Regions from separate parts of the Homo sapiens genome. Here region 1 is linked to region 2. The links are chromatin contacts, found by Hi-C or POLR2A ChIA-PET in ENCODE. All regions are on one chromosome and are shown on one strand. The core of a region is the stretch at or near the end of the contact, and the rest is flanking DNA. Distances in the headings are between cores, read along the strand shown.

Region 1 (5,487 bases), core at 613-3,112, 370 kb before region 2:
ACTCTTATTTGGGTGTTTCTATCTCCAAACGTTCTTGATGGCCTTAGCCACAAGATGGCGCATGTAGACCATTTCCACACTTGCGGCTCAGGCCAGTTGATTCTTGCGGGGGCATAGGTTCCCAAGCACTTATGTAGGGTATTCTTCCCTGGGCTTCTGTTTTGTTACCTTCTCAATGAGTGATGTCTGAGAAGCTTGGTTTGGTTAGAAATAATATAATATCCTGCTTATCTCCTTTGAACAAGTACTCAAAGGTGGATATTAACAATAACACACTTGCTATACCTAATAATATAACAAGACTCTCCTTTGAATATGAATCAGGGAAGTGCTTCTGTGGCAATCTATATCCCGTCAATTTACAAACTGAGTGATTGCAAGAATAAATAAATCCTGCTTTGGCCCAAATGTCAATCTTTGCTAAAGAAATATGTCTGTGGACATTACAGAGGAATCGTGCCGTTCTTAAATCTACTTACACCCTGCTTCTGCAAATGCTTACGTATCTGACTTGTTTTAAGGTATTTCAAAGCCAAAAGAGAGGCAAGAAATAAATGCTCACACATTTTGAAGTATTCCATGAACAACTGAATAATGTGACCTTCTGACTCCCAGTGAGCCTAAATTTTTCTCATTCTTCTTGCTTAGACCAAAAGCACATATCCCCTCTCAGGTGAAGGCACAGCATTTAGGATGACACTCTTCTTTTCCTAAGGATGGGAGGGAGAGAAAGAAATGCTCTAGGGAGACATGGCCTCCCTCTGAGACCTAAAGGGAGGAGGGAAGATTTTTCTTCTCCCATTTGGTCAAAAGTCAGCCAGGGGAGCCACCGTGAGCCAAGACCTCAGCAGGCCTGCAGCACTGCTGCTCCCCCCTCATCCTTGGAGCTGCTCACCAACTGCTACAGCAGGGAGCTGGCCGGGCCCCAGCCTGCAGTGAACACAGAGCCAGGCTGCAACAGCTGGATGCAGAAGGGAACCACCCCCAAGGAGGCCGTGACAAAACGCAGGGCCCAGGGAATCTTCAGCATTCATCTGGCCAGGAAAACTGGGGAGGATCAGAGGGCCCCCAAAGAAATGCATGTCAGGAACCTACTGGGATCTACCATGCTGTATTTGGAGGCAGGAGGTGGGGGTAGCTTTCATAAATCCTGCCAATGGCAAAGTTCCTAAATTCTTCAAAGCATCAAGGATGCTGGCCTGCAATGGGAATGCAGAACAAAAAGTCTTGTAAAGTAAGGGGTTGGTGAGCTTGTAATTCTGGGGTTTGGTAACTCTCACACCAGAGTGTGCACAAGTTGCTGAGAACCACGCAACAGCCCTCCCCGGCCTTTTCCAAGTTCTGCTGCTTGCCTTTGGCCTAATGAGCCAAATTCAGACTGTATATCCCCAATGCAGCTTCTACTGACAGACAAGGGTTTGGCAAGAAGCTGGAATGCAGCTTGATTGCAGATAATGAATGTGTTCAGCAGAGATGATGAGCACCTGGGACACAGGCTTCTACCTCAGCACCGAGTCTGGCTGGGAGATGGAAGAGGATAGGTGTGCGTGAGCAGCTGGAGGCACAGAAGAGGAAAGGCCCACTACTCTGCTGCAGCCTGCTGGCTCGTATAACAGCTCATTAACAGCAGAGGCTGAGACTTCCTTTTCCTCTTTCCACAAAAGACATGGCAATAAAAGCAGGACAGGCTGCAAACTCAGCCATTTTCAAAGACTCATGGCATGTGAGATTGGGAGGAGGGTGACCAGCTGTGGCCACACAGATGGGGACAGAGGCCCTGACTGGTGCTAGGACACGTTAGTGGTGGAGAGGGACAGTTCCCTCAGGCCTTCCACCTCCCAGCCCAGGACACTCTGGACAGGAAATCTCCCCCTCTCTTCCCAGCCCTGTATGTCCCCACCCCAAGAGGGTGTGACACTTCCTCATGTTCCCTGCTGGCCCATTGGCTAGAGCTCTGGACGGATATAGAGGAAAGATAATACAGTAATTCAGAACTGAGGTCATTGCTTGCTTAGTTAATATAGGGATAATTAAACAGCATTTAAAGAAAATGGTTTAGCTGTATAAGCAAACATTTCCTTGTATTTAAAAAAAAGCAAGAAACATAGTTTTCTGAGGTCTCTACTTAAGAATCTTATTATTGGGCCGAGCGCGGTGGCTCACACCTGTAATCCCAGCACTCTGGGAGGCCGAGGCCGATGGATCACGAGGTCAGGAGTTCAAGACCAGACTGGCCAAGATGGTGAAACCCCATCTCTACTAAAAATACAAAAATTAGCCAGGTGTGGTGGTGGGTGCCTGTAATCCTAGCTACTCGGGAGGCTGAGGCAGAGAACTGCTTGAACCCGGGAGGCGGAGGTTGCAGTGAGCTGAGATCTCGACACTGCACTCCAGCCTGGGCGACAGAGCAAGACTCTGTCTCAAAAAAAAAAAAAAGAATCTTACTATTCCCTCAATGCTGAACCCAAACCTTCCCCTGACCAGTCTTTTGGAGGAAGCCTACACTTCTCCTACTCTGTTCACTTGCCAAGCAGCATATGGAGCCCTAGAATATTCTTGTTTTCATATAGGTTTTATCTTACATTTCCAACTACATTATTTGTTCTATGAGGATAAGAGCCTTGTTATATGCTCTATGTCTTAATGAAAACATCTGATAAAACATGAGTGATCACTCTGTGCATGGCAGGCAGGCAAGGCAAGGGAGTAGGGTGGGACCAAGCACTGATCACAGAAATGCAGGTATTCCTTCCAACCCTGGAAAAGTAGAGCGAAGCTCAGGGAAAACTACGTAAGTCCTCAGAAACATAGTCGAAGGCATGAAGTAAGCACTGAAGCAGACCATATGGAAAATAACATCTATTTTTCAAAAGAATTTAAAATAGAGAATGCAGAAAAAAAGAAGAAGTTTATGGCAATATGATTCTTGTGTACACCGAAGACATAATTTGTTGACAAAGATTAAAGTCACTTAATGGTCTTAAGGCAATGAGTATACTTTATATCCAAAAAGAATAAGAATTTTAATTCCACCTTCTATTTCTACAAAAATTGTACTGGCTGATAAGTGATGGCCCCCAGTTTTCATTGCGGCTAAATGGGAATGTCTCATTTATGGGCTATTCTGAATAAATTAGCTGGGAGTTTTTTTAAGTATCAAAAATACCAAGAGGTCTAACCCATATACTAGTTAAAAAGTAGAATTTTATACATCTGCTGAATCTGAAGGCTCATGATTCTCCTATCTCACAGTATTTAACTCCTACATTTTATAAAGAATTCAATGACATCTAGAATCTTTAAATTTATAAATATCTATCATTAAATCTGGCTCAGATAATAATTGAACCAAAGCATATAATGCCATGTCTATTCATGCCCTCACATTTCACTGATACTTTCTTCAGCTAATTAATTTTATTTATCTATTTGTATTATTTTATTTTATTTATTCATTTATTTTTTTGAGACACAGTCTTGCTCTGTCACCCAGGCTGGAGTGCAGTGGCACATTCTCGGCTCACTGCAACCTCCGCCCCCTGGGTTCAAGTGATTCTACTGCCTCAGCTTCCTGAGTAACTGGAATTACAGGCGCACACCACCATGCCCAGCTAATTTTTGTATTTTTAGTAGAGACGAGGTTTCACCATGTTGACCAGGCTGGTTTGAACTCCTGACCTCAGGTGATACACTCGCCTCGGCCTCCCAAAGTGCTAGGATTACAGGCGTGAGCCACCGTTTCCAGCCAGCTAATTAAATTTAAAAAGAAGTTTTCAAGATTAGCAAAACCTTTACAACTCATCTAACAATGTAGTCCTTTGTTCACATCTAAATGCATATGCTGCCGGTGCCAAATGATGGTGATTAACCCCTGGCTGATATTTTCTGTGAAACAAATTGGTATTTTCAAGACAATTTCCTAGTGAGAAAATGTCCACATAAACAAAATTGCATTTTGATCAAATCCCCATGTTGGTCATCTTGGCAAAGCCCTCAAAGACCATGGCAAAACAGCCACGACTGCATCGCCTGACCTCAGCCTTTTGGGCCCTTTGGGAGCAGACTCCCCACACTCCATGGGAGAAACACCATTAGGCCATTAGGATTTCAACCTCGGATAAAGCTCTTCCTCCTGTTTCTCCCCACAAACTTTTGGCACTCAGTATAATGATTGTGAGACACTAAGAAAGACAAATGATTTTTCTCTCTCTCATTTGCTAATCCCAAAGTATTACTTTATTCCCCTTTGGAACTTTTCACTGCAGAATCCTTTGTGTATAGAGAGATCTGTGTTCTTAAGCTCAAGAATCTGTTTAATAAACTATGAATTTAGAAGTCATCATCATGTTTTAGTTGCATAAGCTCAGTACTTATGGGAAACATTTCTGGAAGAAGGTAAAGGGCAATCTGTAATGGGGGCTATAAATTTCTGTTTAAATTTGCCACGAGTTATTAAATCCAGTTAAAATCATAATATGACAGTGGGAAGAAACATGAAGGTAGGCAGTTGGCCAGGCCAGGGGCTGAAGGGATATTATTGCTGGTTATGAGAGTTTACTAAAATCATTACCATGAAAGTTCTGAGTTTTGATAGGAGACTGGGGCACAGAAACTGCAGGAAGAAAGAAGCATCTGGACAAATCAGTCCATCACCAAAAGACATGGAGATTATATTGTCGGAGACATCTTCAGAAGTCCTCTGATTTTCTAAGGAAAACTGAATTAAAAAAACGGCTTTGGGTATGACTTCTCTTTCTTCTTCCAAAACCATCAAAAAGGGAGATATCTTGCAAGTGATTAAAAGATAGTGTTCTGTCTAGCACTATTGCAAGTAACATCCACATAGAAGTCAGAAGACCCTGCGTGAGCACTAATTCCCCTGTTACTTCCACCAGAACACAAACCCAAACAGGGCAGAGCCTCTGTCCTGCTCACGCCATCATTCCCAGCACTTGGAATAATGCCCAGCACATAGGAGGTGTTCAATAAATAGTTGAAGGAGTGAAAGAAAGAGCAAACTATGTGATCTGTTCAGTCTGCCACACTTCTAGCCAAACCTCACCCTAAATGCAGAGCCAGAATGGGCCATGCTGGGAAACAATACTCTATCTCCCCAGTGCCTAGGGCCAGGTAAATGACTCTGTAAGGGACTAAGTCCCAGAAGCTTCCAAACTAATTGCTACTAAGCATGGAGAGAAAGCCATAATGCCATTTTTTAGGTTCCCCTACTAACTAATCTAGGGTCACCAGCAAGGCCTCAAACAGCATCTTGCTCCTCTTCCCGCATAACCCTAGGAACGCTTTCCAATTCCATTTCCTTTCATCCGTCTGCTCCCTCCCCAGGTCTGGTTCTTATATGTCGTAGCTTGCCAGGGGGTTGGACCATATTTCTTGGAGCCTCTACTTCTTCAGGCTCCTGCTTAACAAAGGTCTGGACCTTTCGGGCCTCTGAGGATCCCTGAGTGAGTCCTACAGACCTGGCAAGCT
Region 2 (5,405 bases), core at 2,118-4,617:
TAAATAAATAAATAAATGTAAAAGGACTTCACACATTGGTTATCAATCCATACCCCCCGCCTTTTTTTTGGACATTGAAGCACATCTTCAGACTTCCATCTCTGGGTCTTTCTGCAGCCCCAGAACATGTTTATTGAATGAATTAATGCATCTTCAATGAATGTAACTGTTACTACTGTGTATCATCGGTTTGTTCAGTTAAATACGTATCAATGGACAAGCTTTTCCTTTCCTACATAAACATTTTGTTTTTTGGTTATCTTGTATCTCCTCACATCCCATAGCATTGCAGTGGTTCACAGGCACTTAACAGAGAAAGGGGACACCAAGCTGAATTTAAATAGAAAAAATAATGAAATATATATCATCTTTGGGGATAATGTCATTTTCTGTTTCTTCCTACAACTTGAGCCCTCAGAATTACTCGTAATGGGGTGTTTGTGTCATCTGATTGCCAATGATGGCTGAGTGAGTGAATGCATATTTGGAGTGACCTGGAATTCTGATGTAGGTAAGGGATTCAGAAGGATTATGTTTAGATTAATTTTTCTGCAGAGTTCTCCAGCAGAGTCCTAATCAAAAATTGGTGGTGGTGGCGGTGGCAGTGGCAGCAGCATTAAACACAACAAAGGCAGAACGGATCCTTATTTGCATCATTCAGTCCAGTGGGTGCCGTTAGCTACCATCCTAGAGTGGGTGTGGAATAAATTATATGTATAAAATTTTTTTGAGAAGAGGAGGATGAGCTGGTCACATGTGGCATTTTCTCCCATGTTGAAATAACATGAGATGGAGAACATTGTGTGTTGATGTCTATCTACAAGTTGATTTTTGTCTTAAGATAAGCAGAGCCTCCCTACAACAGGCCCTGAGTACTGCATCACCTTCCTCCAGTTTGAAAAACTGACGGGGGTTCTTACCAGTCTTTGTTAATTCCTGTCTCCGGAAAGAATGGTTGGTAAAGGCACATCCGTATTCTGACATGTTGAGAAAGAAAGGATACATGCTTGGGAACAGAAGTTGAGGCTGTAAATTGTTGGTGGTCTTACTAGTATTGGGAGGCTGTTTTATCCCTGGCATCTAGCTGCTTGTATGGACGCTGGGGTTCTAGAAATAAGTTTTTACTCCTTTGGCTATAATGAGCTGGGCATTATCATTAACTAGAAGGCTGGATTGGAAAGGTTTGGGAAGCAAAGGTCCTTCTGACATTCAACGCATCTTCCTTTCTGGTCTTTTTTGGAGCAGATTTTTCTTCTGTGCTCTCTAGGAAGCTGATGTGGTTCCTGTCCTCCAACTGACCAGTACCTAGAATGTCAACAGAATGACTCATGTCCCCAACATCCTGTCCTTGTTCTGGAGAAAGGGAACTGTTTGCCTTTGGAAAACACAGTGCTTACCTCTGGAAAAACCCCAAAGCAAGCATAGCTTCAACACAGTTTTCCTTAAAGCTCTTGTGATGTCTTGTGATTTTTTTTCCTTGTGACTTTTTGTAATGAAAGTGTTGGTTTTCCTGTGTCTACCTTGCGTGCCAGGTGGTTGAGAATTAGGGAGCTTTAGGTGTTGGAAAGGACCCTAGAGACCAACTGGTCCAACTCCTCTTTATGGTTTTAGAAACAAAGGCCAAGTTGAAGTAAAGTGACTTGAGATCTAGAAACTGGTCAGTGATAATCAGGACTAATTAGTACCTGGGTCTCCTGATTCCTGGTTCTGGGTCTTTGATTTTTATGGTTTGCAGTAGGTTTTTGAACAGTTCACTTGGCTGCCTTATTGGAAGTTCTATCTATGCAGAATGATATTGATATGGGTGGATATTTAAAACTACATATATTATAACATAGTAAAGTCTTTAAGAATACATGATATACATTGAGTTGTTATTCAGAAGCTAGGGGGATGTAGAAGAGTAAGAATTCTTCTGATTTTCAGGACATTCTGTCATAATTTAGCCTTAAGACAGATTTTGGGCAAGGTATATATATCTCTTGTGACTACAAAAGGAGGCTGGATTAGATTAGTTTCATTTGTTGTTTCAGGCTCTGAAATGTTATGATTCCCTATGTCTATAAGTGTATGCTGCACATTTTTTTCCTTCAGTAGTAGAGAATGTCTGCAATGTGGTTAAATCCTTATTCTTTAATTCCAGTATTATAGAATATGGGTTCCATGTAATTTACATTCATGTTGTTTTTCTTGTCAAAGAGGGAACTGAGATAGTTATCTACTGTGTTCAGTAGCATTTTGAGTGGGGAGAGAGAGCTATAGTGTAAGCTTGAACTTGAGCAGACATTAGCACTCTGTTAGGTTACAATTGGTGTTAACAGTAGAGAAAAGAATCAGAGGAAGAGGAGGAAAGAGACTGGTGTGTGGGAGCTAAGGCCCATTATTTTGTTATGGGCTTCTTCCCCTTTTGAGTGACTTAAATGATGTGATTGAAGATATTTGATAGCTCCATCAAGATGGTAGTCTCAATTCCTTCTACAGCCCACACTTTCTCCTCCTAGATTTGAATTGTTATGATGGTAGCATAATTTTTGACAAATGATGTTTGTGTGGAAGTGTACCTTTTATCTGAGTTGAGTCATTGCTTTTGATATTATCACCTCCATTTTACAGATGAGCAAATTTAGTCTGAGAGAATGGTTAAATTTAGAATTTAACCATATGACCTTCCAGGCACCACGTACTGTTCCACTTTAAGTCTAAGACGTTTCATTTACATTTTGTTCTTACTGATTTAGAAAAGTTTATTGTTTTCATTTTCTCACATTACTTCCTGGTGCCTGGCATAGGACTATAACTGAAACATTTTTATAAATGATTTAAAGGTATTGAATGTGATGAACTGGAAAAGAAGAAAAAAGCTTCCTGAGTCACCCAGACTTCATCCTGGCTCTGTCACTTTGTAATCTTGAGAGGAAAGATTAACTTCTCTAAGCATCAGTTTTCCCACCTGAAAAAGTCAGGAAAATATTATTTTCCATACTGGGTTGCTGGGACGATTAGAAACCGAGCATCTGAAAACTCTTTGCACAGTGCTTAAGGTAATTAATGAGTGTTTGTCATTATACTTATGTTGATGTTAAATTAACATCTTAAAGAACTCTAAAATATTTTTCACTTTCTGTTTTTGTTTTTTTTTTCTTTCCCCCTGAAGCTTCAGAATGTCATTTCCTCTAAATGCCTGCCACCCTCAGGGAGTTCTAGTAATAGGGTGAACATAACATCAATGGAATATGAGGAGTTACTATTAGCAGATGCTATTTGTTTCCCTTTTCATTTCTTTTTTTACAGTCGTTTGGGAGAAACCCTTCCAGCCCTGGGCGATGCGGTGTGTCAGTGTCTGCCTTTCTGCCGACTCCTGACAGCGCCTCCCTTCAGGGGTGTGGGTGGAGCTCTTCATGCCTGCCCCTCCTGCTCACATTTCTCGGTTCACTGGAAAAGTCCCCAAATCTTTTTGTCTGCTCAGTTGTGGCCTAGTAGCCAGAGTGGCTCGTGCATTAAACGAAGAGGAACCTATGTTTCTTCTCTTTTCAGCATTTTGGCTGAATTTTGAATTTTTATCTGCCCCATTGAGTCTGTTGGCTCTGGCTGCTGCTGTACCAAGCCCTCTTTCTGGTGTTCATAAACCAATGAGAGTACAATTTCATGGCCTGGGTCAGGCTTGTTTGTTGGTTTCGTCTTAATTAGAAGCAAACCTCTTTGTCTTCCCTTTTCTTCATCTTCCAGGGAGAAATGGATTTTCTAGGCTGAGCAAATTAATCATAGTGGTGTCTAATAAAAAACAATCACCACTGCAGTACCTGGCACACAGTAGGTACTCAGTAGCTGAAAGAAACAGTTCCTGTAGCTCTTCCAAGGTATCCAGCATTTTGTGCAGGTAGGCTGGGGGCTGCTGAAGGATCTGTTTGTGAAAGACGAGAATTAGCTTAAGTAACTTGGGTTGGAAAAGTCACTCTGCCTTCTGAGTGACATATGGGGGCTGGAAGGTGGCAGAGAACAGGGTTGGAGAGTTTCTCTGGTAGGTGGATTAGTGTTGTTCCCAGCTCAGAATAAGGTACATATTTGAAAGTTACTTAACACAGAGCCTTGGATTCTGCCTGTAGGATAATAGATATTGAGTAGTTGTGATAAGTAATCATATGTAGCACTTAGGTCTTTTTATCTTCAAAGAACTTTTTTAAAAAAAACACTTTTAAACACAATGAATTCTACCTTGTATCTTTATCGTAGCCCTAATGTTCTCTTCTGTGTCTTTGTCGTATTATGTTTCTTAGGACAAGTGAGTAAGCTTTGTCAATTGGTTTATAAAACATTTATGCATTTAAAGCTTCCAGGGAGTGAGAATTGAAATTACAGTATCTGGGGCTTCATATTTGCTGGCAAACTGCTGGCTTAGCATTTTCTTCCCTCTTGTCTGTTTTTCCCAAGCTATAGCAGAGATTAAATGAAATTTAGGAATTGTGTGTGAGATTTTGTTTCTCCTTGAAATACAGATGCTCCTAGACTTACGGGTTTTTTTTTGCCCTGATAAACCCATTGTAAGTTGAAAATATTGACAATATTGTAAGTCAAAAATGCATTTAATATAGCTACCCTATGAAACATCCTAGCCTAGACTACCTTAAACATGCTGAGAACACTGACATTAGCCTATAGTTGGCAAAACCATCTAACACAAAGCCTATTATAATAAAGTGTTGAATATCTCATGTAATTTATTGAATACTGTACTGAAATTGAAAAAACAGAATGGTCGTATGGGTACTGGAATTATGGTTTCTACTGAATATATATCGCTTTTGCACCATTGTAAAATTGGAAAATTGTAAGTCAGGGACCATCTGTAGTTCTGTCAGGATGGGTGAAATGCTTGCTGTGCAGTGCATTGATTTCTAAAGTCAATCCTTAGCAGATACTTTAAAACAACAAAGAACTAGAAGTTTCCTGGTTAAGAGGGAAGAAGGGTTTGCAATTGGCTTCATAAATTTCTTCTCAGGCTTTTAAAGTTATGAGTCAAGAACCTTCGAAGCAGTGTTCGTAGGTGCATCCTTTCCTTCCTCACCCCATATTTCATTTATATAACAAGATACTTCAAAGATGCTCCAAAGAAATAAAGACAGTATAATTCCAAATGATTAGCTCAAATCCGACTGCCACATTCAAGGCTTAAAAAAAATTCTCAATTGCTGTGAGGGATTAGAAAAATGGCAGCTGGCAAAAATGCCTTCAGTATAAAGATGATAAGACGCCACTTATTAATTCTTTATATAAGCAATGGTTTTTTTTGGTGAGGATATGGAGAAAGGTAATAAAATCATGGTCTCTGCTGTGGGTAAAACTAGTTTGAGAGCCCCTCCCCTGCTGCTTTTTTCAGAAGTTTAAAAAGGAGGTCAGGAGCAGAGAGT

The links. A loop is a pair of places that touch in the nucleus more often than their neighbours do. ChIA-PET counts read pairs that join two places held with the same protein, here RNA polymerase II (POLR2A). Pooled maps may share reads with other maps.
Region 1: a pooled map shows a loop between it and region 2 (4-fold over the local background). The contact joins two enhancer-like sites. A Hi-C loop is called at or near these places in 1 of 168 maps with a recorded cell type or tissue (tibial artery), 10 of 37 single-sample maps with no recorded cell type and 9 of 50 pooled maps. POLR2A ChIA-PET finds 5 or more read pairs at or near these places in 2 of 52 experiments (activated CD4-positive, alpha-beta T cell and activated CD8-positive, alpha-beta memory T cell).

What each region holds. Positions count from the first base shown.
Region 1 is chr2:152,036,994-152,042,480 of GRCh38, forward strand. All of the region lies in intron 2 of CACNB4 (calcium voltage-gated channel auxiliary subunit beta 4), which reads right to left. Among named protein-coding and RNA genes, the nearest start is that of CACNB4, 59 kb to the right of the region's middle. Within about 2 kb of position 1,863, at least 13 of the 41 ENCODE cell types and tissues checked have a DNase peak (open chromatin) inside an H3K27ac peak, as active enhancers do.
Region 2 is chr2:152,404,069-152,409,473 of GRCh38, forward strand. The region is part of intron 1 of FMNL2 (formin like 2); the gene reads left to right. Among named protein-coding and RNA genes, the nearest start is that of FMNL2, 72 kb to the left of the region's middle. RefSeq lists an enhancer at 1,207-1,501. Within about 2 kb of position 3,368, at least 21 of the 41 ENCODE cell types and tissues checked have a DNase peak (open chromatin) inside an H3K27ac peak, as active enhancers do.